Regions from separate parts of the Homo sapiens genome. Here region 2 is linked to region 1. A link is an interaction called in ENCODE POLR2A ChIA-PET data of the cell type or tissue named here. Cell type or tissue: A673. All regions are shown on one strand. Each heading gives the region's core, and the rest is flanking DNA. Links, peaks and the distances in the headings are about the cores only.

The links. Peaks named below come from ENCODE experiments on the same cell type or tissue, not always from the same donor. Only the 100,000 strongest peaks of a DNase experiment are listed, where the experiment ranks them.
Region 2: POLR2A ChIA-PET joins it to region 1 with 13 read pairs; 3 of 35 experiments call an interaction of 5 or more read pairs at or near these places.

What each region holds. Positions count from the first base shown.
Region 1 is chr11:123,139,005-123,155,602 of GRCh38, forward strand. All of the region lies in intron 1 of CLMP (CXADR like cell adhesion molecule), which reads right to left. Among named protein-coding and RNA genes, the nearest start is that of CLMP, 48 kb to the right of the region's middle. In A673, for the core only: no CTCF peak of the experiment used is centred there; no DNase peak of the experiment used is centred there; H3K27ac peaks cover 2,154 bases.
Region 2 is chr11:123,565,462-123,582,059 of GRCh38, forward strand. GRAMD1B (GRAM domain containing 1B) reads left to right here. Exons shown (of 20, transcript NM_001387025.1): 3 at 11,906-12,116. Among named protein-coding and RNA genes, the nearest start is that of SCN3B, 81 kb to the right of the region's middle. RefSeq lists enhancers at 10,318-10,819, 10,820-11,319, 11,918-12,455, 14,740-15,349 and a silencer at 13,656-13,878. In A673, for the core only: CTCF peaks have their summits at 11,719 (motif pointing left) and 11,925; a DNase peak (open chromatin) is centred at 11,690.

The DNA.
Region 1 (16,598 bases), core at 335-8,334:
TTTTCTGACACATACATTGTATAAAATTTAAGTTCCGTGTCTATAAATAAATTCTACTGGAACACAGCTATACCCATTCATTTATGTATGGTGTATGGCGGCTTTCACACTACAGCAGCAGCATTGAGTATTTGTGACTGAAATCGTCTGGCTTATAAAGCCTAAAATATTTACTCTGCGGTCCTTTGCAGAAAAGCTTTACAAACCTCTGAACTACAGAATAGTTTTCAACTCAACAGGAACCTCCTGAGATTCCTATTGAATTGAAAACTATTCTGTAGCTCAGAGGTTTGAATGTGAGATGTTCAAAAGGTTACTGGGCTGTTAGATGTCAAAAATAAAACAGAAGAAACAGGACTGGCCAGTGAGTTAGGGGCCTGCGTTCTGCAGCTGGTTCTGCTATTTAGAAACCTCTGTGGCCTTGAGCAATCAATTCTGTCTTTTTAGGGTTCAGTTTCCACATCTGCAATACAAAGGAGTTGGGCTGGATCTCTAAGCTTCAGTGGTAACATTTTAAGATTCTAAAATGGATGGTAGAAGGGTCGGGCGCTGTGGCTCACGCCTGTAATGCCAGCACATTGGGAGGCTGAAGCAGGTGGATCACAAGGTCAGGAGTTAGAGACCAGCCTGGCCAACATGGTGAAACCTCGTCTCTACTAAAATTAGCTGGGCATGGTGGCGCATGCCTGTAGTTCCAGCTACTTGGGAGGCTGAGGCGGAAGAATTGTTTGAACCTGGCAGGTGGAGGTTGCAGTGAGCCGAGATTGCGCTACTGCACTCCAGCCTGGGCAACAGAGCGAGACACCGTCTCGAAATAAAGTAAAATAAAATAAAATAGAATAAAATAAAATAAAATAAAAAATATAAAATAAAATAAAATGGATGGTAGAGAAGTACATAATAGATGCTGTCTGTCCGATGGCGATAAAAGGGTATTCAACGGGCTGTCCCCCAATTCATGTGAGTGTAAATAGTTCGGCCATTAAGATTCAGAATAGGCACTGACTCAATGGTTGGAATATTATGGTTTGTTGTTTAGACGTGTGAAGTACAGGAATAACTGCTAGAATGAGAATGGAGAATACAAGGGCCAGTACGCCTCCTAGTTTGTTAGGGATGGATCGTAAAGTTGCATAGGCAAACAGGAAGTACCACTCTGGCTTAATGTGGGATGCGGTGTTGATGGGGTTGGCTAAAGCGTAGTTATCTGGGTCGCTCAGGAGGTCAGGTGAAAATAGTACTAGGGTTACTAGTAGGAGGAGGAGAAAAATTAAACCTAAAATATCTTTGGTTGTATAGTAGGGGTGAAAGGTAATTTTGTCGCGGTCTGAAGAAACCTCTGAAAGGTTATTAGATCTTGTTTCATGCAGGAATAAAAGGTGAACAGGAATGAAAGGTGAAATGTAAAAGGGATTCTTATATTTGTTGCTAATGGAGATCAGTAAGTCAGAAGATAAGTTATCATTAGTTGGTGGAGGGAATCTTCCTCCAGATGACAATGTGGGGGGGTGTCCTGGTGTTTCTATTGTTCTTCCACCTGCCTCCATCTTATACCTCCCCTCTACCCCCGAACCCTCACACTCCCACACACAACCTTTGCCCAAAGCTTTCCTCTCTTTCTCTCTGCCAACTCTAGGCCAGGGATCCTCAACCTCAGCACTACCGACTTTTCTGGCCAGGGAATTCCTTGCTGTGGGAGGGTTTCGTGCATTGTGGGATGTATAACAGCGTCCAGTGTACAGTGGCCTCTATTCCCTACATGCTAGTTGCACCTATCCATACCCCCGATATGATTTAGATGTTTGGTCCCCTCCAAATCTCATGCTGAAATATGACCTCTAATGTTGGAGGTGGGCTAGTGGGAGATGTTTGGGTCTTGGGGGTGGATCCCTCATGAATGTCTTGGCTCCTCCCCTCTGGTAGTGAGTTCTGGATCATCTGTTAATTAATGTGAGAGTGAGTTATTGAAAGGAGCCTGGCATCCCTCACCTCTTGCTCCCTCTTTTGCCATGTGATATATGGGCTTCCCCTTTGCCTTCCACCATGATTGCAAGCTTCCCAAGGCCTTCATTAGAAGCAGATGCCTAGCACTGTGCTTCATGTACAGCCGGCAGAGCCATGAACCAACAAACCTCTTTTCTTTGTACATTATCCAATCTCAGGCATTCCTTTTTTTTTTTTTTTTTTTTTTTTTTTTTGAGACGAAGTCTCACTTTGTCGCCCAGGCTGGAGTGCAGTGATACGATCTCGGCTCACTGCAACCTCCGCCTCCCAGGTTCACACCATTCTCCTGCCTCAGCCTCCCGAGTAGCTGGGACTACAGGCACCCGCCACCACGCCAGGCTAATTTTTTGTATTTTTAGTAGAGACGGGGTTTCACCGTGTTACCAAGGATGGTCTCGATCTCCTGACCTCGTGATCCACCCGCCTTGGCCTCCCAAAGTGCTGGGATTACAGGTGTGAGCCACCGCGCCCGGCCAGGCATTCCTTGATAGCAATGCAAAATAGACTAATACAACCCTTCCTCCTTCCTTGTGCTGTGACAGTCAAAAATGTTTTCAGATATTGCCAAATGTTTCCTGGGAAACAAAATTGCCGTCACCTGAGAACCACTGCTCTAAACCTAGGTCTCTTCCTAAGCCCAAATCAAGTTACCTGATTCTGGTTCAGAATGGGCTCTTCTGTCTGTGAAATGCTAAGGTGTTTAGTGTATATAGTAACTTTTTACTTAACGATATAAACTTAATTAATTTATTATTTTTAATAATGTTTATGAAGTGGCTTATATTGTCTTGCATTCATCACTTGCAGTGTGCATATCTCGCCCCCCAAAACATGGTGAACGTTTTATAACTCCTTCGCTTTTGTATGAGAAAATTTCACTCAAAATTTCTCCTCTCCACTGTGGCCCCAGCAGATGGGCTACAATCTCTGGTAGAGCCAGAGAGAATTAAATTGAGCTAACCAAAATCCCCCCAGCCTTTTTTTTTTTTTTTTTTTGACAGGGTCTCACTTTGTCCCCCAGGCTGGAGTACAGTGGTGTGAGCACGGCCCACTGGACCCTCGACCTCCCAGGGTCAAGCGATCCTCCTGTCTCAGCCTCCTGAGTAGCTGGGAATACAGGTTCATGCCACTATACCTGACTAATTTTTGTACTTTTTGTAGAGATGGAGTTTTGCCATGTTGCCCAGGTTGGTTTCAAACTTCTGAGCTCAAGCAATTCCTCCTGCCTCGGCCTCCCAAAGTGCTGGCATTACAGGCGTAAGTCACTGCGCCTGGCTGATCTAGCCAAAATTCCTTAAGTTTGACCTTGATTCTACATGTTGGGGATGGGGTAACAGAGGCATTAGGAGATCCGATTGTCCAGGCACTGCTTTCCGATATACCACTAGGGACTTGTCGTTGAAATGCAAGTTGTTGAAGCTGTTGAAATATGAGCCTAAGATCAGGGCAGTTTCCACAGTGCCTGGCAGAGAAAGTGGGAAACCTATAGTAAGCGGCTTTGACCTTAGCATCCTACAGTTAAGCCCTAAGTGAGAGAAGGGGGAACTTAGGAGTTACAGTGCAAAATCTCCTAGGAACAGTTGTGGATGAGGTTCTTGGCTGGATGAGGTTTCTTTTTTTTTTTTTTTTTGAGACGGAGTCTCGCTCTGTGCCCAGGCCGGACTGCGGACTGCAGTGGCGCAATCTCGGCTCACTGCAAGCTCCGCTTCCCGGGTTCACGCCATTCTCCTGCCTCAGCCTCCCGAGTAGCTGGGACTACAGGCGCCCGCCACTGCGCCCGGCTAATTTTTTGTATTTTTAGTAGAGACGGGGTTTCACCTTGTTAGCCAGGATGGTCTCGATCTCCTGACCTCATGATCCACCCACCTCGGCCTCCCAAAGTGCTGGGACTACAGGCGTGAGCCACCGCGCCCGGCCGATGAGGTTTCTTAAAACAGGCAGTCCTACTCCTAGACATGAGCCCATGATTTCTTCTTGCCAGGCCAAAGTCTCATGTCTCATCTCTGATGTTCCTGCCTAGCTCCAGGAAGGGACAGTTTAAGAACCCAGTGGAGGTTCCTTACAACCTATTCCCTGGGCCAAGTCTCTCACATGTGTGGGGACACTGTGGAGTTCTGGGTAAGCTTATTTCTAGCTGCCATCCCCAATTATTTAGCCAGCTGCCTGAGAGCAGGAGCCACGTTTCACTGTCACTCTGTGTTAGAAGGGACATTGGCCATGGAATCAGCATCCGTGGACCTTAGTGATGAATTTTTCTCCTACAAGCTGAGTGACTGTTGCCAATCATTGTCCCCGACCCTCACTTTCAACCAAGTCACAGGTTTTTTGAAGTGCAGGGATATCTTCTGTCTTGCACATTTATGAGCTTTCAACCAATAGAATATGGCCAAGGTGATGGGCTGTCAATTCCATGATTATGTTAAATTGTATAAAACAACCTTGCAGCAGACTGGAATTAGAAGTACTGCCAGCCTTGAAGAAGTTAGCTGCCATGTGAACCGCCTATGGGGGGCGGGGGGGGCATGAGACAGGGAACAGTGGGTGGCCTCTGATCAAAATCCAGCAGAGAGCTGACTCTCTGTCCTACAACCACAAAGAACTCAATACTGCTAACAATCACGTGAGTGATGAGGGTGGAAGTACGTCCTCACATCCTCACAGATTAAGCTGCCTGATCTTAGGCTCACATTTCAACAGCTTCAACAACTTGCATTTCAACGACTTGCATGTCCATGACAAGCCCCAGCTGAGCCTCCAGATGAGGACCCAGCCCTTGCCAACACCTTGACTATAGTCTTGTGAGATTTTTTTTTTTTTTGAGATGGAGTCTCACTCTGTTACTCAGGCTGGAGTACAGTGGTGCAATCTTGGCTCACTGCAACCCCTACCTCCCAGGTCCAAGCGATCCTCCTACCTCAGCCTCCTGAATAGCAGGGACTACAGGTGTGCACCACCACTCTTGGCTAAGTTTTGTATTTTTAGTAGAGATGGGGTTTCACCATGTTGGACAGGCTGGTCTCAAACTCTTGGCCTCAAGTGATCCGTCTGCCTCAGATCCGTCTCCCAGAGTGCTAGGATTACAGGCAAGAGCCACTGCACCTGACAGCCTTGTGAGATTCTAAGCAGAGGATCCTGCTGAGCCATAGCTGGAACTCCTAACCCACAGAGATGATGAAATAGTGTGTGTAGTTTTAAGCTGCTAAATTTGTAGCCATTTGTTACATAGTAATAGATAATTGATACACCAACTTCTTTGATTTGTGTTGAGGGCTTTGTAATCTGCAATGCATTGTAGATGCAGAATACATTACTGGATCCAATATCTAGCACAGTGCAGGCATGCTGTACTCTCAATAAATATTTGGGGATAATATTTTTTTGAGACCGACTTTCGCTCTTGTTGCCCAGGCTAGAGTGCAATGGTGCAATCTCGGCTCACTGCAACCTCCGCCTCCTGGGTTCAAGCGATTCTCCTGTCTCAGCTTCCTGAGTAGCTGGCATTACAGGCATGTGCCACCATGCCCACTAATTTTGTATTTTTAGTAGAGACGAAGTTTCTCCATGTTGGTCAGGCTGGTCTCGAACTCCCGACCTCAGGTGATCCTCCTACCTTGGCCTCCCAAAGTGCTGGGATTACAGGCATGAGCCACCACTCCCAGCGGGGATAATGATTTTTTTTGGTAAACTGAGGCTAAATGGACATGAAGGTGAGCATTGTGACAGAAAAGAAGTCATATAAAGCAGTAGACAGAGTTTTTGAAGTGCAGGGATATCTTCTATCTTGCAGATTTATCAGCTGATTGCATATGGACCTCAGGTACAAGCTGGTGGATCCCTTTCGACCCCATTCCTCAGATTTCACTGGCTGATTGTGTGTCAGGGGCCTGACTTTCCTGCTGTCCCGGTTTTTCAGACTTACAGGCTCGAGTGCTGCACCAGCCACTACATGTGGCAATGGAGCAATTGAAATGTGGCTAACTGGAATTGAAATGCATAGTGAATGTAAAACACCCACCAGATTTTAAAGACTTAGTATAATAAAAAGAGTGTAAAAAATCTTGTTAGTAATTTTTCCATTGATTATATGTTGAAATAATATTTTATATATTTAGGGTTAAATGAAAATATATTAAAATTAATTTCCCCTGTTTCTCTTTGGTCTTTTTGACATGACTACTAGAAAATTTTAAATTCCATGGGGGCTCACATTCTATTTCTATTTCTATATTTTCTACTGGACTGCATTGCTCTAGAGTGCTATTAAAGGGTTAACTTTGTGCTCTCGTCTGTTTTCGTGCCAACCTCTGTGACTCACAGGTTGAGAACTACTGCCCAAGGTCTAGTTCTGGGTCACCAGAAACTGAAGTAAGAGGACACTCCTTTTACTTGCACGTCACAGACTTTGTCAGCGTGTGCTCCATGAGTGGGTTCAGCTCTGCGGCTGTTTTTTTTTTTTTTTTTTTTTTTTTTTGAGACGGGAGTCTTGCCCTGTTGCCCAAGCTGGAGTGCAGCGGCGCGATCTGGACTCAATGCAACCTCCGCCTCCCGGATTCAAGCTATTTTCCTGCCTCAGCTTCCCGAGTAGCTGGGCCTACAGGTGCCCGCCACTATGCCTGGCTAATTTTTTTTATTTTTAGTAGAGACGGAGTTTCACCATGTTGGCCAGGCTGGTATCGAGCTGCTGATCTCAAGTGATCTGCTGGCCTTGGACTCCCAAACTGCTGGGATTATAGGCGTGAGCCACTGTGCCCGGCCTTGCGGCTGGTTTTAATGTGCTGACTGAGCTGTGCTCCTCACTGTGTAAGGCTGAATAGTCCCGCACTTCCCTGCCTTAGTGAGCTTGATAAGTGCACTAGGAAATTAGCGCCATCTGCTACTTTACTTATCTCCTCCTGCTCTTCAGCTCCCACCTATAGCCCTCCCTGGAGGGGAAGGCCCATAACCCCAGCAGGCGGGGTCTGGGCCTGCGCAGATAGCTCCCAGCTGCTCATTAACGCTGCACAGGGGCTCAGGGTAGGGCAGGGCCAGCTGTGTGCACCATGGCTGCTGTTAGCATCCCTATTTTATAGATGGGGATGTTCAGGTATGGAAAGATCAAGTAACTTGCATCTAGGTAAGCTGCAGAACCAAGATGCTGGCACACCTCCAGGCATCATTTCTTCTCAGTTCTAATAGTGATGCTGAAAATTCTGTCAGATTAGCCATTCAAAGGATTTCTTCCCTGTTAAAATTCAGCTATCAGGACTGAGTGTGGTGGCTCGCGTCTGTAATCCCAGCATTTTGGGAGTATATATATAAACAGCATCCACCTAATACCATGGTTGTGAGAACTGAATGAGATTACCCATGCAAAGTGTCTAGTGCTTGGCACATGTACACACTCAATAAATATTGGCTCTTATTATTTCCTTATTCCTTACATATTAAGCACCTGCTGTTTTGGGAAAACAGATGCATCAGACACCACTCTGCTCTTCGATCACAGTCTTGGTGGGGAGTTAGATGTGCAGACCCACCTACAAGTAGAGGTCGGCCCACTCCTCAGCTCTGTGACACATCCTCATTCTTAAAATTCTGGCCTCAGCCTGCATGACACCCTCTTCTCTAGAATTTCCTCCTTCCTGCTACCTGCCATTGGTTCTTTTTCCATGGGCGTGTGTTGTGAACATTGGTTCTGACTTCAGCTCTCTTTCATCTCTCCTCCCCAGTTCCCCTGGTATCATTGTCACCCCCAGACCTGTGCACACCTAGATGCCAACAACTTCCAAATCTACCACCAGACCTCCTCCTCAAAGACCAGTATAACCAGACAAGGTGGCTTCCCTTGGAGGTCTCACAAGCACCTCAAATTCAGCGCTGTGCCTCCTGCATCACTTATCGGATTGAATGGGGCTACTCCCTACTTACCAAGAACCAGCGAGGCATGTTTGATCCCTCGCTCTTCCTTTGCTTCACATTCAGCCAGCCCTGGTTCTATATATTCGAGCTCCTGAATACCTTTGACTCTGACCTTTCTCTATCCCTGTTAACCTGCTTAATGCAAACTCTCACATCTTTGTGTAAAATGGACTCTTTGCCTTCAGTTTCATATTTTCCAGTGTATTCACTATGTTTTCTAAAAATGTCATTTTTTTTCAAGTTCAACTTCAAATTTAGTACGGTAGAAAGACCCTTGGAAATATGACTTTGCTTGGCTCTCCAACCTCATCTCGTGTAGCTGTCCCATTGCCATGCTCTGTTCCAGCTACACTGAGTTGCCTTCTATTCTGCACATGAACCGTCACACAATTATCTTTGCATTCACTATTTTCTCCACCTGGAAAAACCTGTCCTTCTCTTTTATCCTGCCTGTGGCCCCATGGTCTACCTTTCACTGGCCCCATAAGACTCAGAGGTCACATCCTCCAATGAGCCTTTCTTTTTTAAAAAATTAAAAAGATAGTTTTTTCTTTACAGATGGGGTCTCACCGTGTTGCCCAGATTGCTCTTGAACATGTGGGCTGAAGTGATCCTCCTGCCTCAGCCTCCCAAAGTGCTAGGATTACAGGTGTGAGCCACCATGCCCAGCAGCGAGCCTTTCTTGACTGCCCCTACTCTGGATTCCCATAGCACACCTGCAACCCACACTGTGTATTGTGATGCCTCTCCCACTAGAATGTCAGTGCCTGCAGGGTCAGGACCATGTCCTTGACTGCATCTTCAGCATCTTGTGCAGTGCTGGGTACAGAGTAGGCACTCAGGAAACAGTTGTTGAAGAAATGAATGGAGGGAGGTAATGAAACTTGCCTTAGTGGTTAAAGACACTGACTTTTTTTTTTTTTTTTGAGACAGGGTCTTGTTCTGTTGCCCAGGCTGGATCAGTGGTGTGATCATGGCTCACTGCAGCCTCGAACTGCTGACCTCAAGAGACCCTCCCACCTTGGCCTCCCAAAGTGCTGGAATGATAGGCATGAGCCACCGTGCGTGGCTTAGACACTGACTTTGGAGCCAGACTGTGTAAATTCACATCTTCGTTCTGCAGCTTACCTAGATGCAAGTTACTTGACCTTTCCATACCTGAACACCCCCATCTATAAAATAGGATGCTAATAGTACACAACCTCATGAGTTAGTGGTGAGAATTAAGTAAGTTAACATGTGTAGGGCACATAGAATAGTACGTGGCGTGTTTTAAGTGCTACGTAAGTGTAGCTGTTATGTTTAGGGCCGCAGGGCTTTTAAGTGGCTTTCAAAGCTGGCATTTGGTCCAGGTCTTTCTGACCTCAAAGCTTATGCTGTTTTCACTATGCCCTGCTGTCACAGATTTGTCTGAATTCTGCACAAGGGCATTTGGATGGAATCTGAAGAAGAAGGGGAGAAGAGCATCAGTGGTCCGCAGTTGTGGCAGCATAGAGCTTAGCATGCAAGAATGTACCTGCCTATGGCAAAAGAATGAGGAGAAAATCCAACCCCATGAACAGGAATAGCCTAAATTTACATGTCCACAAAATAAGTTGGTTCCCGTTCTATTTTTCTTCTGTCTCATACTAGTCACAGATCCTCTCTTGACTTAGATTAGCAGATGGGAAGGGTATTGGATGCCCAAGATTTTCCTTGGACAGTAGGAATCTTTACCTCCAGACTTCAGACCTTCTAAGAGATGAACAGATTCTCCCTTGAAGAACTTCAAGTCTGAATGTCAACCCCCCTAAACTTCTGCCCTCATGTCCTAGAAGCCTCATCTGTACCTGCCTAACATTTACAGTGGGAAGCTAGTCAATTGCGTGCATGGCCCAGGTTCTAGTCATTGCTAAGAAATGTATATGAGCAAGACTTCTTCTCCAACTTACTGCCTCTGTTATATTCCATAAAGACTGAGGTCTAGGGTGTGCCTAATGCCTCGGCTTCTAGAAACATCTGCCTCTTTTAGAAGAGCACATCAAATGCTACCTCTACCGTGTCATGGGTATATCCTTACGGAGCATTCACTCATTGCTTCTCAAGACAGGAATTAGAATCTGTTTTCTGTTTAGTCAAAACATGGGCTCAAGCAAGGAGAGATGGGCTGGGATGTGGTGAGGGGTGGGCAAAATATCAAAGGCCCTGAATTTTCAGGAAGCGGGTGTCTAAATTACCACCAGAGGAGATGGCTGTAAATTACATGCCACGTGTTCATCTGCAGAGCCCACTGAGCCATGCTAAGAAAGTGTTTACAGAATCTAGGAAGAGGCAGGAAAGAATTCTTCCCTAGAGCCTTCAGAGGAAACACCACTCTGCTATACCTTGATTTCAGATGTCTGGCCTCCAGAACTGTGACAGGATATATTTCTGTTGTTTGAGGCTACCCAGGTTGTGGTGATTTCCCGCAGCAGCCCTGGGAAACTGATACATTTTTATATCTGAAAATCCAGGGATTTCTGGCTTTAGGCATGGTTAAATGCAGGTGCTTATACATATCATGTCATCAGAAATATACCAGTCACCATCTCTGGGTTCTGTTTATCTTGGAGTTGACTTCATTTCAGGTGAGCTCTTCCCAAGGGGAGCAAAATGGCCCCAGAATATAAATTCCAGGCTTAACTTTGACCAATTTAGTTGTAAAAAGCCTGGGTTTGGTCAATCTTGAGTTCTGTGTCCATTGCCAAACCAGTTCCTGCCACCATAGGGATGGAGTGCTGTAACTGGCTAGGCCTGAGAACTTTGTGCATCCCTGGAACTGGGAACAAGTGGGGAAATGGGAGAAGAGAGGTTCTCAAAGGGAAAAGAGGTCCTCAAAAGGTTTTCTTTCTTTCTTTCTTTCTTCCTTTCTTTCTTTCTTTGTTTCTTTCTCTCTTTTTTTTTTTAGGCAGAGACTCACTCTGTCATCCAGGCTGCAGTTTAGTGGTGCAATCTCACCTCACTGCAACCTCCGCTCCCGGGTTTAAATGATTCTCCTGGCTCCTGAGTAGCTGGGATTACAGGCGCTCGCCACCATGCCTGGCTAATTTTTGTATTTTTGGTAGAGATGGGGTTTCACTATGTTGGCCAGGCTGGTCTTGAACTCCTGACCTCAGGTGATCCTCCCATCTCAGCCTCCCAAAGTGCTGAGATTACAGGTATGAGACACTGTGCCCAGACTCTGAAAGGTTTCTCAGAAGGAAAACTGAAGGGAGGTAAAAGTAGGAGAGATGTTATTGTCAGAAGTAGTTGGAAAAAAATGCTACACACACACTAAACACACACACACACACACACACACACACAGGGATTAGATCATAGAGGGCTGTGACAGGTGAGACAGATAGGCTTGAGAACAATAGACTAAGAGGTGAGAATTGTAGTTACTGGGAGTTCCAAGGAAGATCTTCCATGGTCAGAAAGGTGTGGGGGTTTGACACAGGGGCAGGTTAAATTAGAGCCAAAAAGATGAACAAAAGAAGGAAGGAAGGTAAGAAAGAAAGAAAGAAAGAAAGAAAGAAAGAAAGAAAGAAAGAAAGAAAGAAAGAAAGAAAGAAAGGAAGGAAGGAAGGAAGGAAGGAAGGAAGGAAGGAAGGAAGGAAGGAAAGAAACAAGCAAGGAAGGAAGGAAGGAAGGAAAGGAAGGAAGGAAGGAAGGAAAGGAAGGAAGGAAGGAAGGAATGAAGGAAGGAAGGAAGGAAAGGAAGGAAGGAAGGAAGGTAGGTGTGGGGAGAAAGTGGATAGGAGGTAGAATACCATCCCACTCTCCCACAAATTCTGAAAGTCATGACTTCTTTTTTTGTTTTGTTTTGAGATGGAGTCTCACTCTGTCGCTCAGGGTGGAGTGCAGGGGCACGATCTCGGCTCACTGCAACCTCTGCCTTTTGGGTTCAAGTGAGTCTCATACCTCAGCCTCTCGAGTAGCTGGGATTACAGGCACATGCCACCACTCCTAGCATATTAGAGACGGGGTTTTGCCATGTTGTCCAGGCTAGTCTTGAACTCCTGGCCTCAAGTGATCTGCCCACCTTGGCCTCCCAAAGTGCTGGGATTACAGGCGCGAGCCACTGTGCCTGGCCTGGGTCTTTCCATCTTATCTCACCACTTTTCTGTTACTGCCAGACTTGTTCATTCAACAGGTGTTTCGGTGGCTCCTGCCACGTGCCAGGCAGTGATGTGAGAATGGCAGCAGGAAGGAGGACCAGCGTGCTGTCTGTGAGCTTACAAGAAAGGACCCCTGGACCACTACCAGGGCAGGGCCATGGAGAGGGAACCATTGGTTTCTACCTAGAAACCTATTCTGTGGAACAAGTTATTTCAGATCATCTTTGCCATTTCCCTGGCAGTTCTCTATGATAAAGTCCACATATGGAAATGGCTGTCACCTGAAGTGACCTAGTATTCGGTCCTGGCTTTAAGTTTCTGGATCTTAGAGAGATGTCTTTCAGGACAGATTTACCTGATGGCTCTAAGCCACTGGCACTTGTCCTTAAGGTCTTAGCCTCTGCTATTTATGTTCACTCATTCACCTGCCCACTCATTCATTCATTCCAAAGGTATTTATTAAGCGTCTAACTACAGAAGCATTTTGCTGTGTATCAGGTATACAAAAATGAATACAATGCTGTACTGCCACTTTTCCAGCGGAGGAACTCATACTCTAGTGGGAAAGACAATATATGAATACATGATTACAGGGTAATATACTAAATGCCTGTGAAAGACATGTGGGAACAGAGCTGCACCTTCTTCGTGTTCCTACTTAGCAAAGGCAGGGAAGAATCTGATCAATTAATTCCTGCTGAGATATGAAGTATGATAGGAACCAAATAAATGCATTACCCTTCCAGGGGCCTTTTTGCTTATTTCATAGCATGTTCATTTTTAGCATGTTTATTATCCAAGGCAACATCAAGTTGTTGGTAGGGCTGGTTTCCTCTAAGGCATTTTTCTAGTTCTAGTACCACTCCCCTAATTCCAGCTTTTATCACTTCACTCCTGTTCTAATCTTGAATAGCTCCCTGCCTCCTTCCTCTTCCCTCTCCAGAGCATTCTTCACAAGTCTGTCAGATGAATTTGCCTATAGCACAGTTCTGATTGCAGCCCTCGAATCTGCTGGTAAAGCAATTTAAACTCTCTTCCCCTCAATTTCCTATAATAATCATTATGGAATGATTCCAGTGATGCCCTGATGCTTTCACTGAGTATTTGTAGTGATGAAAATGAGATCGTTGATGAAAAATCTTAATAATTATAAGGAGCTATACACATATATTATTACTGCTATGTTCACTGCCCAGCTAAAAAGTGTTCGTGGTGGCCGGGCACGGTGGCTCATGCCTGTAATCCCAGCACTTTGGGAGGCTGAGATGGGTGGATCACGAGGTCAAGAGACCAACACCATCCTGGCCAACATGGTAAAACCCCGTCTCTACTAAAAATACAAAAATGTAGCTGGGCATGTTGGTGGGCACCTGTAATCCCAGCTACTCAGGAGGCTGAGGCAGGAGAATCACTTGAACCCGGGAGGTAGAGGTTGCAGTGAGCCGAGATCGTGCCACTGCACTCTAGCCTGGATGACAGAGTGAGACTCCATCTCAAAATAAATAAATAAATAAATAAATAAATAAATAAATAAATAAAAAATAAATAAAATGAAAGCTAAGGAGAGAGGCCTTAGAGGAAACCAACCCTACCAAAAACTTGATCTCAGACTTCCAGCTTCCAGAATTGTGAGAAAATACATTTCTGTTGTTTCCGTCACCCAGTCTGTGGTACTTTGTTTTGGCACCCCCAGGGGAAAAAATACACCCCTCAAGGACAGGTAACTTTTGATTTAGGTAATTTTAGCTCAATATAGGTAATTATTTGCCAAGGACCTTGCCACTTTTTCCCTTTGTGTCCACATTGCCCCCTGTATCCTTTCCCATTTATATCATATATGTCCCAAACATACTCAGGAGGGCCTGGTGAAGGATCTTGAGCATAGAGGTTGTGTGCGTAATATCTGGAGGGAGAGAAGGATGTTGGATAAAGTGGTTCAGCCACTGGCGGATACAAATTGCCCCCAGAGGAAGCTCATTGAGGACGTTTATTCTTTTTTCCTAAAGGTTTCCTTAGGAAACAACATCTCTTGCCATGGAACACATCTGGCTGAGCGAGTACAGAGCAGTGACATTAAATGTAATTGACATTACGGCATCTCTCTGGACCACGCCGATGGAACTCCCAAGGTTTCCGGGTCTGTGTTGCAGCAAGGCTGACATTCAAGCTTGCCAGTCATCTGGAACACTGAACTCTTCTCCTCTCCCCCAGGCATAGAATGGCTTCCAGCGTTTGAGCAAATACAAGTTTCAGATATTTTCTCTCCAAGACGGAGGGCTCAACTGAAAACTTTTATCTAATCTGGTTCTCTGAATTTCCTTTTCTCTCTTGCCAGCTTCTCTCCTTTGCATCCTATTGCCGTGACCATATTTGTCCCTAAAGATTTACCTCTTCCACCTAAAATTTTGGCCCAAGTATGGAAAAGACAAAATCCTCCTTCCTTGTGCCCCTTAATAAAGCTAAGGTGGGCGGCAGCATTCAAAAGGAACTCTACTATGAACTAAAGGGAGGGACTGCCCCAAACACACACACATAAAGAGCATACACATTTTGTGAAGTATTGGTTTTTAAACAACAGGCTCACTTAACTTACTCATAGGCACTAATTATTTCCATTGCACGGCCGGAGGGATTCCCTTTTAATGCTTTTTAATTTTAATTTTATTTTTTTCTGAGATAGGGTCTCACTTTGTCCCCCAGGCTGGAGTGCAGTGGCACGATCTCAGCTCACTCCAGCCTCGACCTCCTGGGTTCATGTGATCCTCCCACCTCAGCCTTCTTAGTAGCTGGGACTACAGGTGCATGCCACCATGCCTCACTTTTTTTTTTTTTTTTTTTTTAAGAGATGGGGTTTCACCATGTTGGCCAGGCTGGTCTCGAACTCTTGAGCTCAAGCGATTCACCTGCCTCAACCTCCCAAAGTGCTAGGATTACAGGCGTGAGCCACCTCTCCTGGCCTCCCTTTTAATTCTTAGGCTTTTCTTCCTTTGGTTCTTTTTTGTTCCCTTTTATAGAAGGTGTTGGGATTGGACACCTATCATAATGCTGACCTTCCAGCCAATAAATGAGGTTGATGGCCCACACCAGGATGAGTATGGAGCCCTCATACTTCTCAGCTCTTGCTCTCCATGGCAAGACGGAGTCAATGCCAAACCGTGCCCTCTCTCACCCCCTCCTCCATGCAGGTAGGCTCAAGGATGACTTCCTTGCACCCTACTCTGACTTGACTCTTACTCGTCAATGAGAAGCTGGTATGGACCAGAAAGCCTGAACATGCAAAACTTGCCCCCTATCCTATAGCTCTGCTAAATAGCTGTAGAACCTATAGGCACATTGGCTGGGGAGACAGCCCAGCATGGAGGCCACCTAGGCAATGGCCTGTTCTGTGGTGTTGATGAGCCACATTTAGGGGTGCAGAGGGCTTGCCCACTTGTGTTAGTCATGCAAGTAGGGCCTTGAAAAAGTAGATATTTTATTCTGAAGTTTTATACTGTTTGGCTAGAAGGGATTTAAATCTCTTATGTCAGATATCATGACATAAGAGATATCATGACACGGCATGTCATGTCAAATAAATAAGGTGACCACTTAGGACTAGGGGATGATCACTGATTTGGAGTCAGGAGGTCCAGGATTGAGCCCTAGTTTTATCAGCAGCTAATCTGAATGACCTTGGATAAATCCCCCTCATTTTTCTGGGTCCCTAAAATAATAACTGCTTTACTTTCCACTGAAATGATTATAATCCATTGTGAAGGCCCAGATTTTCACTCGCTGATCAGATGTTCTGATGGGCAGTTATACATCCTTTTGATGAATATAATGGGAAATGAAATATGTAGTTACTGTAATTTGTTTGGTGGTCAGAACTATTTCAAAATATGGGGCTCATTGGGAGGAAAATAATAGAAAGAGCCTTGGTGGTTAAAAAGTTAGTTAGGTGGTTAGAATAGATGATACAGAAATCGCTTTGTTTTTTGAGACAGGGTCTCATTCTGTTGCCCAGGTTGTAGTGCAGTGACACGATCTCAGCTCACTGCAGCCTCGATCTTCTGGGCTCAAGTGATCGTCCTGACTTAGCCTCCTGAGTAGCTGGGACTACAGGCATGTGCCACCATACCCAGCTAACTTTAAAATTTGTTTTGTAGAGATATGGTCTTACTATGTTCACCAGGCTGGTCTCAAACTCCTGGCCTGAAGGGGTCCTCCTGCCTTGGCCTCCCAAAGTGCTGAGATTATGGGCATGAGCCACCATGCTTGGCCTCGGAAGACCTTTCTGACTCTGGCATTCTAGAATTCTTGACTTGTATTACCATTGCACAAGGGAAGTGCTGAAGCCTGGGCAAGTGCTGAAGGTGGGAACAGCGAGGTGGTGAGAGACTAGGGAAGGCAGGGGAGGGAAAGAGTGTTTACCAGATGATTGCTAGTTGCGACACAGTAAATTCGTTCTCTCATTTGGTACTTACGCCCATCGTGTGAGGAAGGTATTATTATTTTAGTGATGGAGAAACCAGCTCAGAGGGGTTAGTTTTGCATCTTACAAGAGGTCGAGCTAGAATTTTATTTTAGTTCCAG
Region 2 (16,598 bases), core at 5,855-13,854, 430 kb after region 1:
TACAAAGTTAGAGGTGCTCCAAAGATTCTTGCTTAATGACATTGAATCAGCAAGGTTAGGTTAATTTCTAAAGACTATTAAAATCAAAGAGGTTTGGACAGATAATGATCGCTGAGACTCATGGAGGAATGAGGACTGTGGCACGTAAGAGTGCCATTAACATGTAAGCAGCTGGCCAGTGGGAGCTCTGTCAGTGGAGATCTGAAGCAGAGGCCTGATGGCTGTTGTCAGGGCCATTGCAGAGGGAGCCCTGCACCCAGTGGGAGGATGGATTACATGACCACTATGCGCTCCTTCCAAACTACAGACTATTGTAGATCAGCTCAGCCAACACCCAGCCTGTGAACCCAGCAGGACTGTCCCCTAAATGTTAGGCGTTTGTTCTGTTGTGAACAATCTCAGGAAAAGGAAATTATACAACACCAGTAAGTTCTTATGTTTGATTTTAGTATCTTCTGCTTTATCTTAAGTCTTTATTGTCCCAGCCCTGTGGATGTAGGAACTAGCTGAATATATGCCTAGCCACAATCTGTACTCTCATCCCGTGTCTTTGCCATGTGGAAAGGACTGAATTTAGGAACAGGATTCAGTTTCTTAACTGGGAATTCACATTCCACTGCTAATCCTGTTTCACTCCATGAGCAATTATAGGAAGCTCTTTACTTTTGGGATGCATGGTCTAATTAGGTTTATTCTTTAAAGGATTCTCACTCCAGGAAAATAGGTTGTGATCGTGCAACAGACTAAAAACACAGGTGCACAGAAAGAAAAAGTGATTTTCTCAAGGGCACCAATCAGCTCAGGATTTTAAAATCAGGTACCCTGATGTCTAGACAGAGTGATAAGGCTAGCAGAGAGTCTGGAAGTGATGTCATATTTTAGTTTTCATGGACCCAAGAGCTAGAAAAAGGACTTAAAGGCTGGCCTTTTTAAAAAGGCAGATTTGGGGCCAGCTTTAGAAAGACATGTCTATCAGAGTGGCTGGACGATGGAATGAATGGCTTTAAGAAGATCCCACTTTTTGGCCGAGCGCGGTGGCTCACGCCTGTAATCCCAGCACTTTGGGAGGCCGAGGCGGGCAGATCACGAGGTCAGGAGATCGAGACCATCCTGGCTAACATGGTGAAACCCCGTCTCTACTAAAAATACAAAAAATTAGCCACGCGTGGTGGCGGGCGCCTGTAGTCCCAGCTATTCGGGAGGCTGAGGCAGGAGAATGGTGTGAACTCAGGAAGCGGAGCTTGCAGTGAGCCGAGATCGTGCCACTGCACTCTAGCCTGGGAGACAGAGCGAGACTCCATCTCAAAAGCAAAAAAAAAAAAGGAAAGAAGATCCCACTTTTTAAAATTCATGGACTATATATCTGCAACCCCAGTATGTGCCAGTCATTTTGCTGGAGGTACTGGGGAAGCACACATAGACGTGGCCCCAGCCCCCATGGAGTGCTCAGCCTGGTGGTAAGCAAGGAAAAAACAACAACAAGAAAACAAGACAATTTCCGCTCCTATAAGGGCAGTGAAAAGAAACAGGGCCACGTGGTAATGATTGCCTGGGGTTAGGAAGGCCACTTTATATGGAGTGGCCCTTCAAGAAAGTCTGCTCTGAGGAGGTGACATTTGAGCTTTGATCTGAAGGCTGAAAAGGAACCAGCATTCAAAATGTTAGAGTAAGAGTTCCAGGCGGTGGGACCAACAAGTGCCAATATCCTAGGTGAACTGGGTTTGTTCAAGAAAGAGAAAGGTCCAGGGAGGCTAGAATAAAATGAGGGAGGAAATGGTGCAAGAGAAGTTGAGGAAATAGTTGGATTCTATAAGAAGTTGGATAGCTGGTCATTAAATCCTTCTCTTAGGGGATATGAACCTTTTCCCCAGCAGCTTCGGAGGAGGAAGCAGATGGATTTACTGCAGATGAGCCCTTTGGGTAAAGTGATTTATGTCTGATTTCTGACACTGGTTCTGTAGCATTATCAGTGTTTTCAAAGATGGTTATAATTTGTTCCTCTTTGAAATATCCTTTGAGATAACAGGAACTCTTGCTTTTTTCTCCTTGGCTCTGGCAGGACCCAAACAAACTTATTTTGTTTTTGTAGGAAGGGGGAAAAGTGGGTCAGGCTGTTTTGTCATTTCGGGCATGGAGTCCTGGTTCTATTGCAGGGCCTTGTCTCCATGGAAATGAAAAATAGTGTTTGTCATGCCTGTTCCTGGATTGAATTCCAAACTCTGGACTGAACAGAAGCTGCAGGAAAGCCAGGCAGCAGGGGGGAGTGGGATGGATGGAGACTCCAGCCATGGTGATGAAGGACCTCTTCTCCTTGCCTGAGCAGGAAAGGCAAACAACCTTTGCCCAGGTCCAGCTCTTCCTATCACCTCTCTGGACTGAGAACACCACTGGAAGGGTAACTGAAGTGCTACTTTTCTCTACTTCGCCAAAAACTTTCCGTGAACTTTGCCCTTATGTTAATTAGTCAATTAATAAATTCATCAACAACCAAAGTCAGTGCTCAGACTTTCCCTTGTACCAAGTAATTCCTTCCAGGCTTGAGGAGATCCCTAATGAGACTATTTCTAGGTATTAAATTAGTCAGCTGGCTGCAAATGTTTTGGATGGGCTGTCCCATCTTTAAATTTCTTTGTAAAAATTTTTTAAAGTTTTGGGTTTTTTTTTTAACTGAAATATTTATACAAGACAGGGAAGGAGGAATCAGTAAGTGGGGCTTGTTGCCCATAGGAAGTGCCCTGAATTATCTACACAGTATTTACAGAGATAGGGCATGTGAGGGGCGGAGTGCAGAAGGAGGTAGGGGCATGGGCCGTGTGGACGCTGAGTGAATGTTCGGATGGCCCACAGTAGCTGGTTCATGAGCCTGGAGAATTGTCAGGCTTCCATTTGTAAGGTGTCTCTACCAGTGGTCTGAACCCGGCAACAGTCCAGTTCCACCTTTGGTCCAAATTTTGGGCAGATCCTGTCCCTGAACACCTTGTACACTTCACCCAAGATCCCCATTTGGAAAGGCCTCCAGGAATCTCCACAATTTTCCCAAACGGAGGAGAGGGGACAAGAGGTTCATTTCTGTCAAGATGTTGCCCTTGCAGCGGGTAGGGAAGGCCCATTCTGTGTCAGATCTGCAGATGGCATTTGTAGGAACTGTGACAGGGAAGAAAGGCGTTAGCTTGGGAGCCCTTTCCCTTTCTGTCCCTTGCTGAAATGCAACCTCCTGCTAAATCTAGGCCGAAGTGTGGCACGCCTGGACCAGGCTGAGACTCTGCTTTAGTGTAAGTTTGGGAAGAGAACTTCTATGCTGTAGGGAAAAAAAAGCAACTCTTCTCAAAGCTGTTCTGGTCCCTTCTTTCAAACAGGTAATCACAGCTTGATTTTCTCCCCTAGAAAGGGAACTGGACCCGGTGGCAGTTATCACCAGGCTTAGATGCCAGCGATAGGCACACAGAGAGCAGGTTCCATGCGTGGTCACAGGGAGCTTCTCTTAGAACAGTGCAGGTCTTATCCTTTTGAACCCCAGTCCCATCCAGCATCCTGAAAAGTGTGTGTGTGGGGAAGGGGAGGCACTGAGATTGGCACTGTTGGGCATCTGAGTCTGAGCTGTGAAGGGGAAGAACCATCCTGCTGTCTGTTAACTCCTTGGTGGACAGTCGTGTCATCTCTCTGGACCTTTTTATATTCATAGCAGTGAGAGGGTTGGACCTGAAAGGCCCTTTCAGCTCTTTCTCTGAACCAGTCAAATCTTCTGGGAACTTGGGACTGTGGGTTTATTTTCATGAGTAAAAGGAGCTGAGACCAGGAACTTCAGGGGGTTATGACAAGGAGTGAAGCAAGCCTTACCAGGTCACTACTAGTGACTTGGTAGTTTGCTATCTAAGGAGGAGGATCCAAGGGGAATTGGGGGCCCTGCTGGTATTTGTGATTTGGGCTTTTCACTCCCCTCTACAAGGTTCTGGTTGGGTCTGCCCTTCCCACCTGCCGTGACATGGGCACAGAATGTAGACTCTAGCAAGTGACTAGTGATAGTACAGAAAGAATAACCATCTTCATGGAGTCCTCGTAGACTCTGAATTTGGAACTGGTTTAGTGGGGCAGACCTGCAAATGGAGGCATTTGCAGGCAGCATGTAAATTTCATGCAAATGTTATACAAATACACCTGTGGCTCTCCTCTCTCAGCCACTTGAGCGTGTGCTATGGGAAAATTCGAAGGGGAGTTGGCTAATTTGTATGGATATTTGCAGTGGCATTATAAAGAACTGAGAAAGATTATTAATGAAACTTTGGAATCAGCATGAGGATAGGACGTGTGTAACTGGATAACAGGGTAGTCTTCTCTTAGGAATTAGGGACTAGTCATCAGCGTTTACCCCATGCTACAAATGGCAAGGACAGAGGAGGTGCTTGTGATATGGCTGTGGGCCTTCGCGCCAATGGTAATTGTTAGGCTCCTACATCAAAAGATGATGTCCCATCGGGTTCTGCCTACACCTGATCGTCTCCATGTCAGATTCTTCCACATTAGCAATTCCTATGACAAGCTCAAATGATTTTACTATTCCAGCAGGTCCACCTACCTGGTGGACACTGCACAGCTGTTATACCCGGAGTTGTAAACAGGTCTCTGTCACTTTTGGCAGATATGTCACTCACTCCTTGATACTTAAGAGATAGTTTCTTGGGAGCGTAGTGGTTCTCAAACTTCAGAGTGCTTCAGAATCAGCCGTGATACTTATTTTGAAATGCAGATTCCTGAGGCCATCCACTGGAAATTTTCATTTATTGGTGGGGGTGGTATCAGGTTAAGGCTGGGATTCTGCACGTTAAGGAAGCATCCTTTGTGTTCCTGGTTCCTACTGTGGGAAGTGAGACTTGGGAGCATCAACACCTCTGAGGAAAGTGGACAAAGATATTTACTCCACATTTTACAGAGAGGAACAAGAGTCTTTATTTTTTTTCTTTTCTTTTTTTTTTTTTTTTTTTTGAGATGGAGTCTTGCTGTGTCACCCAGGCTAGAGTGCAGTAGCACAATCTCAACTCCCTGAAACCTCCACCTCCTGGGTTCAACTGATTGTCTTGCCTAAGCCTCCTGAGTAGCTGGGATTACAGGTGTGCACCACCACGCCCAGCTTATTTTTGTATTTTCAGTAGAGATGGTGTTTCACCATGTTGGTCAGGCTGGTCTCAAACTCCTGATCTCAAGTGATCTGCCTGCCTCAGCCTCCCAAAATTCTGGGATTACAGGTGTGAGCCACGGCACCCAGCCAAGAGCCTTCTTAATAATACCAGCAGCTCAAAAATATTTATGGAGCGTACCAAGCACTGTGCTAAATATTTTACTTAGGTTATTTCATTTAACACAGTAGTCCTATGAGATAGGTGTTTGTATCTCTCATTACCAGTGCTCCTGGCACTGAGATGATTACAGCCATACATTTGATCATCTAGGTCACTGTAGGGCTGGGCTTAGAAGAAACAACGAAGTCAACACTTCATTGCAGTGTCCAGGTGTGGGGAGGGGGGCTGACAGTCTGACTGGGAATGCGCCAGGGCTGGGGCAGCCAGGCGCACTGCAGAGGGAAGCAGGAAGGAGCAGCTGCAGTCCAAGCAGGTGGAGGCACCGGGGGCCAGAGAGACAGGTACATATTTTGCAATATCTGGGGCAGAAATGATTTTCTCTGAAGGCAAACAAGTTAACTCAAGTGATGAACACCGGAACACCAACTAACTATTCTGCTCTACTCAGGATTCTGAAAAATGCACGGGTAGCTGATCAGGGAGCTGGCTTGCTGACAAGGTCTGCCTTGTGCCTGCAGGACCACAGTGGGGATAAGGATGAGGAAGAAAGCCAAGCAAAGTGGTGTAGCGGCCACCGTGTCTGCAGTGGGCGTGGGGGGTGAGGGTGGGGGCAGGGATGCCGCAGAGAGTCACTGAAGAAAGCCTGAAGAGAGTCCTCATCCTCTTTTTCTACTTCCCTTTTCTCAAGGACATCAGCTAGACCTAACTATAGGAGGTAGGATCAAACCATAGGTAGCATGAGATACTGTGATCAGACTTCAGGGAGCACTGTTTGCTAGCAAGGTAACCAGGGGAGGAGAGCAATAATAGTCTGTGTTGCAGGTCTTAAAAAGAGGGGAAATGGGGAAATGAATGAATGACCTCCGGGTCCCCTGCCATGGCTTAAAGGTGGCTGGTGGGGGTCTTAGAAGACCTATTATGAATGAGAGCTGATGATTTCAGGAATCTCTAAAACATCAGCTTGAGCATGTTATACCTGGTGACTCATGGTTTCTGTCAATGTTCCATATATCCCATGCTATTTTATGCCTTTTCACCCTTGTTCATGCTGTCCGCCACCCCGAACATTCTCTTCTCTCCTACCGTGCCCTCCTTGAACCCCGTACCCTTCACCTGGCTAACTCCAACACATTTTCTGAATCTAGCTCAAGTGCCACATCCTCAAGGCAGCATTTCTTGTTTTCCTTTATTCTCTTCTATCATCCCACCTACTGATTATATTAACACGGGAAGAATAGGCCTCTAGCTCTTCCTGACTGGAAATGTCCCAAGCACACAGATCCTTTCTCATTCACCAAAATGAACTTGAATGCCTCACATATGCCAGGTGGTCAGGAAATATTTGTGGAACTGAAGAGCCAGATCCAAAGTCATATCACCTTGTCTAGGTACTTAACCCCCCTAGACTCAGGTTTCTTACATGTGAAGTTGAGAGCTGAATATACTAACTCTAAACTCTGGGAGGGAGTCTTAGTCCCATAGCCCATCTAACACCAGTCTTCCTTCCATCCCTACAGCATATGTAAGGTCTTTTTTATTTTTAGCTCTTAAATCCCAAGATTTTGAAATATAATGCAATCCTGTTATTAATAATAGTGGCAGGGTCAGATGAATGGCACATTATAAAGTTGGTTTGAAACTTTATGTTATGTTATGCATGTTAGGTGTTAGAAGATACTCAGGAATTGGTTTTGTTTGCTCAGCAGGACATCCAAATCCATGGGATAATGGGTTAACTGGTAAGAGTTTCAGGACTCTAGCAAGTTTAGTGCTGACTTTGCTGAGTTAGAACTAGAACTGCAAACATTTCTTCTTTTGTAGAGAAGGATCAGAGTGGAGGTAGAGCACCGGGTGGGGACATGTAAGGGGTATATGTGGGCTTAGTCTGGAAGTGTAGATGTCCATCAGGTAATTGGAGGGAGAGAGAGAGAGAGAGAGAGATTGCTGAGACATGGAAGAGTGAGTGTGTATGGCAAAAGGATCTGCAGACAGACCCCAATGGCTGAGGCAGAGGCGCAGGTAGGCCCCGATGGCTGGGGCAGAGGCGCAGGTAGGCCCCGATGGCTGGGGCAGGGGCGCAGGTAGGCCCCGATGGCTGGGGCAGGGGCACAGGTAGGCCCCGATGGCTGGGACAGGGGCGCAGGTAGACCCCGATGGCTGAGGCAGAGGCACAAAGAGGCCCCGATGGCTGGGGCAGGGGCGCAGGTAGACCCCGATAGCTGAGGCAGAGGCGCAGATAGGCCCCGATGGCTGGGGCAGAGGCCCAGGTAGGCCCCGATGGCTGGGGCAGAGGCGCAGGTAGGCCCCGATGGCTGGGGCAGGGGCGCAGGTAGGCCCCGATGGCTGGGGCAGGGGCGCAGGTAGGGCCCGATGGCTGGGGCAGGGGCGCAGGTAGGCCCTGATGGCTGGGGCAGGAGCTCAGTTAGACCCCGATGGCTGAGGCAGAGGTGCACTGGAAATGTAGCCAGTGTTGGGGTTTTCAGAGGTAGGCTGAGTGAGATAATTGAGGAACATATAGTCTAGAGTTCAGGTTTTATTCCACAGAGGGTGGGAAATTATAGGGGTCTTTAATCATCAAAAAGGATGAAAAAAATGCCAAATCCTCTTTTTAGAAAGTTCACTTTGACAGGAAAAGAGAGAATGGATTGAAGCCTGGAGGCAGGAAGTTGATTCCTTCTTTCTTTGTACTCACCCAGCTACCCACTGTCTTTCCATCTGTGCCTCTTTCTGTCCACCGGGCAAACAAACACAATTGAATGCCTGCTTCCGAAAATGAGCTTGACAATCAGATAGGCCTGTGTTTGAAAGTTTGAAATCTTGCCCTGCCTCCCATCCATCTGTGTGACTTTGGGTGAATTATTTAATCTGTCAAGAATCCAAATATATCACCTGAAAAATGGGACTAATAATACTGTTCTTTGCAACTTCATGGGTTTGTTGGGGGGATTAAACGAAATAATATTTAATAAGTACTCGGTGCTGCACCAGGAGCTCATGAACACTCAATAATGTTTAGTTATTTTTATGAATATTAGCAGGTTGTAGGTACAGATTTGGGAGCCATCTTGATATTCGGAATTGGTAAAGCCAAGGGTATGAAGACTGTCACTAGGATGGGATTCAGTTCAGCGGAAAACATGCCACTTACAGAGCCCTGCTGGGTCGTGTGGGGCGTGCAGAGGGCTGAGCCTCCAGGAGTTTGTAGGTCCTTCATACCAGGCTATGTGCTTTCAGTGCTTTAGTCAGCTCCAAGGTGGAGATTTAGAAAAGCTTTTTGGAGCAAGTGGGATTTGAAATGGGTCTTGAAGAATGAACAGAATTAAAAAAAAAAAAAAAAAGAAGAAAGAGCAGGACTCCAGCAGGGAGATGCAGAGGGCAAGGGCTCTTTAGGCTCAAGTAGTGCGTCGTATGGGAGTTTGGAGGCAGGAGAAAGAGCATGTATATTAAGGGAATTGGGGGAAAGTGTATAGGTGTGGAATATGCAAGCCCTTTAAGAGCATATAAGGAGAGAAAAAGCATAGAGGTGTCATTTACTTTTAGCAGAGAACTTTAGATTCCATTTTGAGGATTTGGGACTTTAATGTGGGAGCTACTAGAACACAGTAAGATGTTGGGCTTGTATTTAGAAAGATTAATGACACAGCTGTGAGTGAGTAGGAAGAGGAAAAGGAGGCAGAGAAGACCACTCAACTGGCTATTTATTGGAAGAGGGTGAGCAGAATTCCTTGAACCTGAACTGGGGCCCTGGGGAAGGAAGGGAAGGATGAGGTAAAAAGCTTTGTAGAAATAGAATTGGTGGAATTCAGTGACTCATTTTTTAGTGGAGTGAGATGGAAGAGAGGGGTCTGCAGCCTGAGAAACCTGGTAATGAAACTGCCATTGAGAATGGGCAGTCGTGGGAGGAGGTCTGGGAGGAAAGATGTCCAGCTCTGTGTTCAGTGTGGGGCACTCATGAGACATTGTCTGGAGGAAGCATCCACCTGGCAGCAGGTTGTTGGGTCAGGCTAGCGACTGTGACCAGGGCCGGAAGCAGGTAGAGGAGTCTCTGCCTGGTTGAAGTTAGAGAAAGCTGGAGACGGCCAGGGAGGTGACAGACTCACCTTTAGGGAAGGATTAATTGCAGGCTGGGTAGCAAGAGTTGAGACAGTAGTTGAGACCGGCAGAGGAGTAGAAGAGAGGTGCTTGTCATCAGGGAGAAGTTTCCAAGAACAGCACAGATGATCAACAGCCTTAAGAGCACAGAGAGATGGTATAAGTTGTTTATTGGCTGATGTGTTGAAGGCAGCATTTTAGGTGTGTAGATCTTTGCATGGTGTGTGTAGAGTGGGCTAAAGTGGGACTGCTGGGCGGTGAGGAGTTCTCATGCTTTGATCATTTCATGTGAGATTCGTGTGGTTTTGGATAGTTGGAGTCAGTTCTCCTCTGGTTAGAGTGTGTTGCCAACCTCTTGCTTGAAGCCAGTTAGCAGGGATTCTGGGTTTGGGGAAGGATGAAGGAATCTCCTTTCCATTCCAGGGTCTGGAATTTGTGAGGAAATTACACAACGGCTGGGGGGCCATTGTGTCTGAGATAGGCATGTACTTGATTGTCATCCTTTTTCTAGTTCTTTTTGAGACAGGATCTCATCATGTTGCCCGGGCTGGTCTCAAACTCGTGGTCTCAAATGATCCTCCTGCCTCAGTCTCCCAAGTAGCTGGGATTACAGCTCATGCCACCACTCCCAACTTCTCTAGTTATTTTTTGAGCAAACTATTATAGTTGGGACTAGAGGGTAGAGGTCCTCGTTGTTCTAGTAACATAATCCTAGAAGACAGTTTAAACCTTGGAATATGTGGTTACGGGCTTGAGTTGGCCCTAGAGCAAGGAGGCTCACCCCAGAAAGACGTGTGTTGGCACCTGCTCTCCACGCTTCCCCAGGGGTTGTGCACTCATGGATCTGCCTGCCACCAGCCCCACGGCCTGGCATCTCTAACCAAAGTAAAGGAAGGTACCTTCCTTTCTCCAGAGTTTATGGTAGCAAACGAGTTTAGAGAGTAAGGATAAGGAATGGGTGGGGCAAAAACGGGAAGAGCCTCTTTTGAAAGAGGCATCTTGGGCCTCCCCCAATAACAATTATTGTTAGTATTAGAAATGAGATTTTAAATGCAAATTCTGTTTTAGGATGAAGTGGAACATTGGGCCTTGCTTTTCTCCATACATATTTGGGGCACATTTATCTTCCTTTTCTCTGGTCTCCTTTTTTTTTCTTTATCAGTTTCCTTCCAAAAGTTACCGCACTGCCTGCCCCCAGCTCCCCTCCTGCCCACACTCGCTGGTTTAGGCTCTTGGGATTTGTTGCCTTTCTCTCTGCTAAGGATGTCCAGGTGGAAGGTTTTGCTGAAAGGGGCATGGTTTTCATTGCAAATGGGGCCAATGGGACATCTGAGGTCACAGCTGCATCTTCATGCAAATGACAGTGTCCCCAGCCCTGCACCCCACTCCCCGAGGGAAGGCTGGGATGCAGCCTGCAGGGGGGTCCAGGGTGTTCCTGAAGCCTGACCCAGCTGAGAGGCTGCTGAGCAGGTGGGCAGGACACCCCAGCAGCCCCGTGCAGGCTTTCCAATCTCACATTTCCTTTCCTTCCCATTTCTGCTGGCACTTTCTACTTAGCCTCTCCCTTTCTCCATCTCTTTCCTTTCTCCACTCTCGGAAGCAAAGCAAACATTCAACTGCATTCAGTTTCTCTCTCCCTTCTGTCTCTCATCTCTTCTTCTAGTCCATTGAAAACGGAAGTGAAATATCAAATAGTCAATATTTTATTTGCAGCTTATAAGCCTTGATGTAAGTGGATTTGGTCCTGTGGGAAGTACAAGGTACTTATTGGGAATAAATGTTGGGGTAAGGGAATATGGAATGTGAGAACTTCGGCTGTGTGCATCTTTACCCTGGGCAGAGGAAGCAGGAACCCACATGGCTTCCTTACAAGGAAATAATATGGTGTGGGTGAGTTACAAATCAGAAGAGCTGCACTTTGTTTCTCTCAACAGTGGGCATTTAGCTTCCCTCTGTCAGGCACTGGTCTTCATTTTTTAACATAGGGATTATGGTACTTGCCATTACTCCCTTGGTGGAATGTTTTAAGAAATAATGCGTATGTGAAGGCTGTGAAAAATAGGATTGTAATTGTTATTTTCATGAACAAAAATATCTGAACAAAATATAGAAGCTTTGCATTTGCAGTATGTATAAAATGAGCTGATTGTATTGGATGGTCTCCAGTGAGCCTTTCAGGTATTAAATTCTATATGCCCCAGACAATTTTTGGCATATAATAGGGGCTCAAACAATAACAGGTTGGACGGACGGATGGACGGATGCATGTCTAGATGTCGATTGCCCGTTGGCTCGTGCGTCTGTGTCCACATGGGCACTGCTGCCCTCCCGTGGCCAACGGCAGTATTACGGTGCGGCAAGCCGCAGCCTGGGCCCCTCTCTCCCGGTTTCTCCCCAGCCCCTCACCTGGCTCCCTGAGCTGGCTCCTTTGGGCTTGTCCTTGGCCTCGATCACTGACTGCCTGCCTTTCCTCCTCCTTCTCTTTCCACCCCGCTCCCTCTCTCCATCTGCCGCTGCAGCACTGCCAGTAACTCCAACCGCAGCACGCCGGCCTGCTCGCCCATCCTCCGGAAGCGGTCTCGCTCGCCAACCCCGCAGAACCAGGACGGAGACACCATGGTGGAGAAGGGCTCAGATCACTCCTCGGACAAGTCCCCGTCCACACCGGAGCAGGGCGTGCAGCGCAGCTGCTCCTCCCAGTCCGGCCGGAGCGGCGGCAAGAATTCCAAGGTGAGCGGGACCCCGTTGAGGCGGTACCTCCTTGTCAGGGGCTGCGGGGAGCGATATTGGGGTGGTGAGCCGGAGAACATCTGCGAGGGTCCTCACGTGATGAACAGCCCTGATGGCTCAGAGACAGTCATTATCCAGTGAGGTGAGGCGGGGCAGGCAGGAGAGACCCTAGTTAAATATCTTCCCCGCTAAGCATTCTTGGTGGGCTGGGCGAGGTAGGGAGGCTCATATTTTTTTTTTTTAGATTTGGAGGGGAGACGCTCTGGGAATCATTAGGGGGTCATCTGCTTATTCCTGCTACCGTTTTCAAATTTGGTTCCTAGAGCCGGGGTAGAAGGCAACATTATTTGGGACATTATACTGCTAGGGAGAGTCCTCAGGGAACCTTGCAGAATGCTATTTTTAACCTCCTCCCCGGCCATCCTTCCTGCCTTACCTTTGCACTAATCCACTTGGTACTCACCTGGCAGAGAGGAGGGTGGCAGGGCCTTTCCATCCTCCCAAGGATGTCAGGACTGCCCCCTGAGTACCGGGGCCCTTGGCCCATGGATATGCCTAAAATAGGCCCCAGGGGGGCCTGGGCTAATTATGGTTCCCCAGAGATGTCTTCCCCACCCTCGGTCCTTTGGGGAGCAGGAGATGTCTTTGCCCAGGGTCTCCTTCAGGAAACTTCTCTTCACCCTGGGACCCCCAGGGCCTGGGAAGGGGTTGGGGACCCCTGGGAGGCATGGGAGCTGGCTTCCCACTTGAATTTGTCTTTTGATTTCTTGTTCTTCCTCTCCTCTTCTTCCCCACCATTTCCCAAATACCTTCTTTGCATGCATGGTCTTAGTCTCACAAGCGCCTCTCAAAAGTAAGCCATCTTTTGTCTCTGTCCTTTTATCTCCCCTCTAGTGTCGATCTGTCTGTAGTGCTCAGCACCCCCTCCCTCTGGCCCTGCCGATTCTGGCCCTTATATCCTGCTTGGTCCCTTTCCCAGAAGGGCCGGCCCCACTGTCCCCCGGCAGGCTGGCTTGGAAGTCATTGAAGGCCCATTTTCACTGCACCTGATGTCGGAGAACAGACCCTCCCCCACTCCCGACCCTGCACCCATGTCTGCCTGCTCCCTGGACACTGCCTCTGGCTGGGAGTTTATTCCCTCCTTACATGGTGCGGTCGAGAAACAGAGCCCTGCCTGGCGTTAGTTTCATTCCTTTGGGGCAGGAGACCCCATCTGGTTGTACTCCAGGCCCCTCCCCTTTGGTGGTTGATTCTGGATTGCCCAGCAGTGGTGAGTGAGGATGGCAGGAGGGCTGCGCTGACTGGGGGGCAGGGGTTCAGGTCGATGAGTTCATTGGTGCAGCAGCCACGCCCTCAGGAGCTCTGCCTGCGTACTCTGTTCCTCCCCACTCGAGAGCTGCTCAACCTGGGCACCCCTTAGCATTTCTAACCACTGCCCAGACTGGGGTTCATGGTGTGCTTAGGATCCTGAATCATGATCAGAGGGGAAAGCTGTTCTCCCAGAGGGTGGGGTGCCCATGCCTGGAGGTTGGCAAACATTGGCAGAACCTGGAGAGATGTGGCCAGTGCCAGAGTCTTTCCCGGGAGCCCAGGAATTCTGAGGCCACAGGAGAACGTGCAGCGAGTGGAGGGTGAGCGATAGGTGTTGTGGAACAACAAGGCCCATGGGGCAAGGAGGTGGGATGCAGCCCGAAGAAGGGGAAGCCGAGGATGACTTAATAATAGTCCCAAGTCTCTCCGTGCTTTGGGGAGGAGGAGGGTGAACAGCTGTTCCCTTTCCTAAGGGAAGCACAAGGGGCGACACGGCTAATCCTGTAGTCTGTGATCTTTAGACTAAATGCACATCTTGGCTGTGAGGATTTTAAATGGCCGTTCCTGGCTGTGGACAGGGAAGGAGGAACTTTACCTGGAGCGAGGAAGCCAGCAGGAGATCTCTGTGGGCTCCAGCGGCTCGGCAGGTGCAGGCATATCTGATATCTGGGAATGGGGTTTTGAAATGCCCTGTGGCAGCCCCCTCTTGAGTGCCTCCCACCTCTGGCCTGGTTGATGTGGGACTAGTGGGTGCTCGAGGCTCAGCTGGCAAGAGGGTGGATATGGCCTGACAGGGGCATCAGGCTCCCCACTCCCTGCTCCTGCACACTTTTCCATCCAGATTCTGTACACCCTAAGCCTGGCTCTTGAGTAGTTGGGGATGTTCTGTAAGCTCCGAGGTAGGATAAATCATTTGAGTGGGGCAGCCAGGACAGGCGTCAGGGACCAGGTAGAATTCTGAGTGGGGTTTTGGAGATGCTAAAAGGAGACATAATGAAGGGACTGAGAGCTGAGCAGGAATCAGGGGCCAAACTGGGCCTTTTCATAGGAACTGAGGAGGGAGGTGCTGGGGTGAGTGCAGGTCTCCTTTCCCCTGGGAGATTGGGTGGACGCCATGCCCATCCCTGGCAGACACATTCTGAGTTTTCTGACATTGGTTACCCACTTCCCCACCTCATTCTCCCACTGATCATTGCCATCGACACTTGCCCTGCCATCCTTTCAATGGAGTTAAAAGAGGACGGGCTTGTGCCAGGAGGGACACTGTAGCATCCCACGTGGAGCTGGGAGCCATTGCATTGGCCTGGGACGTGCATGTGCAGGACACACAGACTTCAGAAGAGGAACACAAGAACCAGTAGGGGAATTAGGTTCTTTGAAGGCCAGGGCCTGAAGTAGATGGTGCGGCAAAAAGAGGAGGTTCTGGTAGCGGGATGGGGACATGCCCCTCCCCGTGGAACATCTTCTGGGGTTAATCACATGTCTTCCCAGCAAGCCATTTCATAGCTGTTTTTACTGATATTGTTGTAGCTGGTCCACCTCACTCCCTGTCTCCTGGCCACCCCTAGAGGACACCATGCCTTATATTTTTTGGGCAAGCTGGCCAGTGCCTCTGCTTCTCCCTGGGGTCAGGTCCCATGCACGGTGTCTTTCTTCCCTTCTCTGGGCCTCAGTTTCCTCATTTGCTACTATGTAGGCATGGCACCAGGTGATCGCTAAGGCCCGACCCCTCTGGATCCATCATTGTGCTGTCCAGGCCGACCCTCCTAGGTGCAGTCCGGCCCCAGCACTTCCCTCCCAATGAGTTTGTGCTACCGCCCAGCTTCCGCTCTGTAGTGACAGCCTGTGGCCACCAGAGGGAGCGAGGGGCCGTTCTGCCGCTCTCCCACCTGCCCTGAGGGCGCTATGCAGCAGGTGCGGCAAAGCGCGCCTCCTCCCGCCCTGCTGCACACCTCCCCACCGCGGTGCGGGCATCGCGCTGGCGCTGTGGCACTGACCCTTCTTTGACTTTCCTTTTTTTTTTTTTTCAAATCTAATTTTTGTGGTTTTCTTTCCAGTATGACAGACTTAACCTGATCAAAGTAAGAATTGTTTTTTATTTCTAACTCCTACTAAATGTAGAGCTCTCCTAGTCCCTGCCCCCCTACCTCCTCCACACCCCGCACCTTACTTAATCTTCCAGACTCCCGGAGCCTTCGCGGTGGGAGATGTTTCTGGAAACCACCTCCCAGTAACCTGGGTCTGTTTCCAGGGGCCTTGCATTCCTTTAAGTGCTTGCTCTTCAGACCTTCTAGGAAAAATGATAGAAACGAGCATGTCCCCAACAGCTGTGTCTTTGTCCTGACTCCCTTCTTCCTCTTTGGCCAAATCCATGTGTTTATAAGCTGTCAGAGAAGGCTCCACTGCTGCTCCCTGGTTCTGTGCCTTCCTTCCCTCTGGCCTGGTCCTCCAGGTAGGGGCGCTACAGCAAACTAAAGCCAGAGGATGAGGGACGCCCCTTCTCACCCCCAGAGGCCGGCAGCTCCTCTGACTTCCCTGCCCCTGTGGGTCTGGGTCCTTCCCGTCTGGCAGAGCCTTTGGGACTCATTTCCGGGAATGCAGAACCACGGGGATTGAATGTGCCTCTGGGCAGAGTTCAGGGACCCCTGCCCACAGTGGACAGGCTCGGGGGCTGCTTTGGACGTGGCTGGAGGGGGGACCCATTTTTCCTGTGGCCCCTCAGTGGCAGCAGGTAAGAAGCTGCCTGGAGATTGCTGGTTCAGGGCAGAGCCTCAGCACAGTCCTACTCCTTGGTATGTTTCACGTTTCTTTTCAGTTCTTTAGTACATGTTCTTACCCACGCTTTACAAAAGAGCAAACATTAGATATAAGAGCATCACAGATCAGGTTAAAGACAGGACTGGCTTCCCTGCCTGAGGCTGTGTGTGACCCTCACACTTTGTTCCACATAGATTTGGAAGGCACAAGCGCCGATGTGCCAGCCCATGCAAAGGGACCATCTGCTTCTGTCTACCTGGGGCAGGAGGGAGCCCCGTGCAGGAGGAGTCACAGGCATCCGGGGTCCCCCTGTCAGCCCATGTTCCTGTTGCCCCCTTTCCTCCCAGCGTCTTACACGAAGGTCACGGCATTGAGACGAGGAGCTGGGAGCTTGGGAGATGGTTTCTCCGTTGT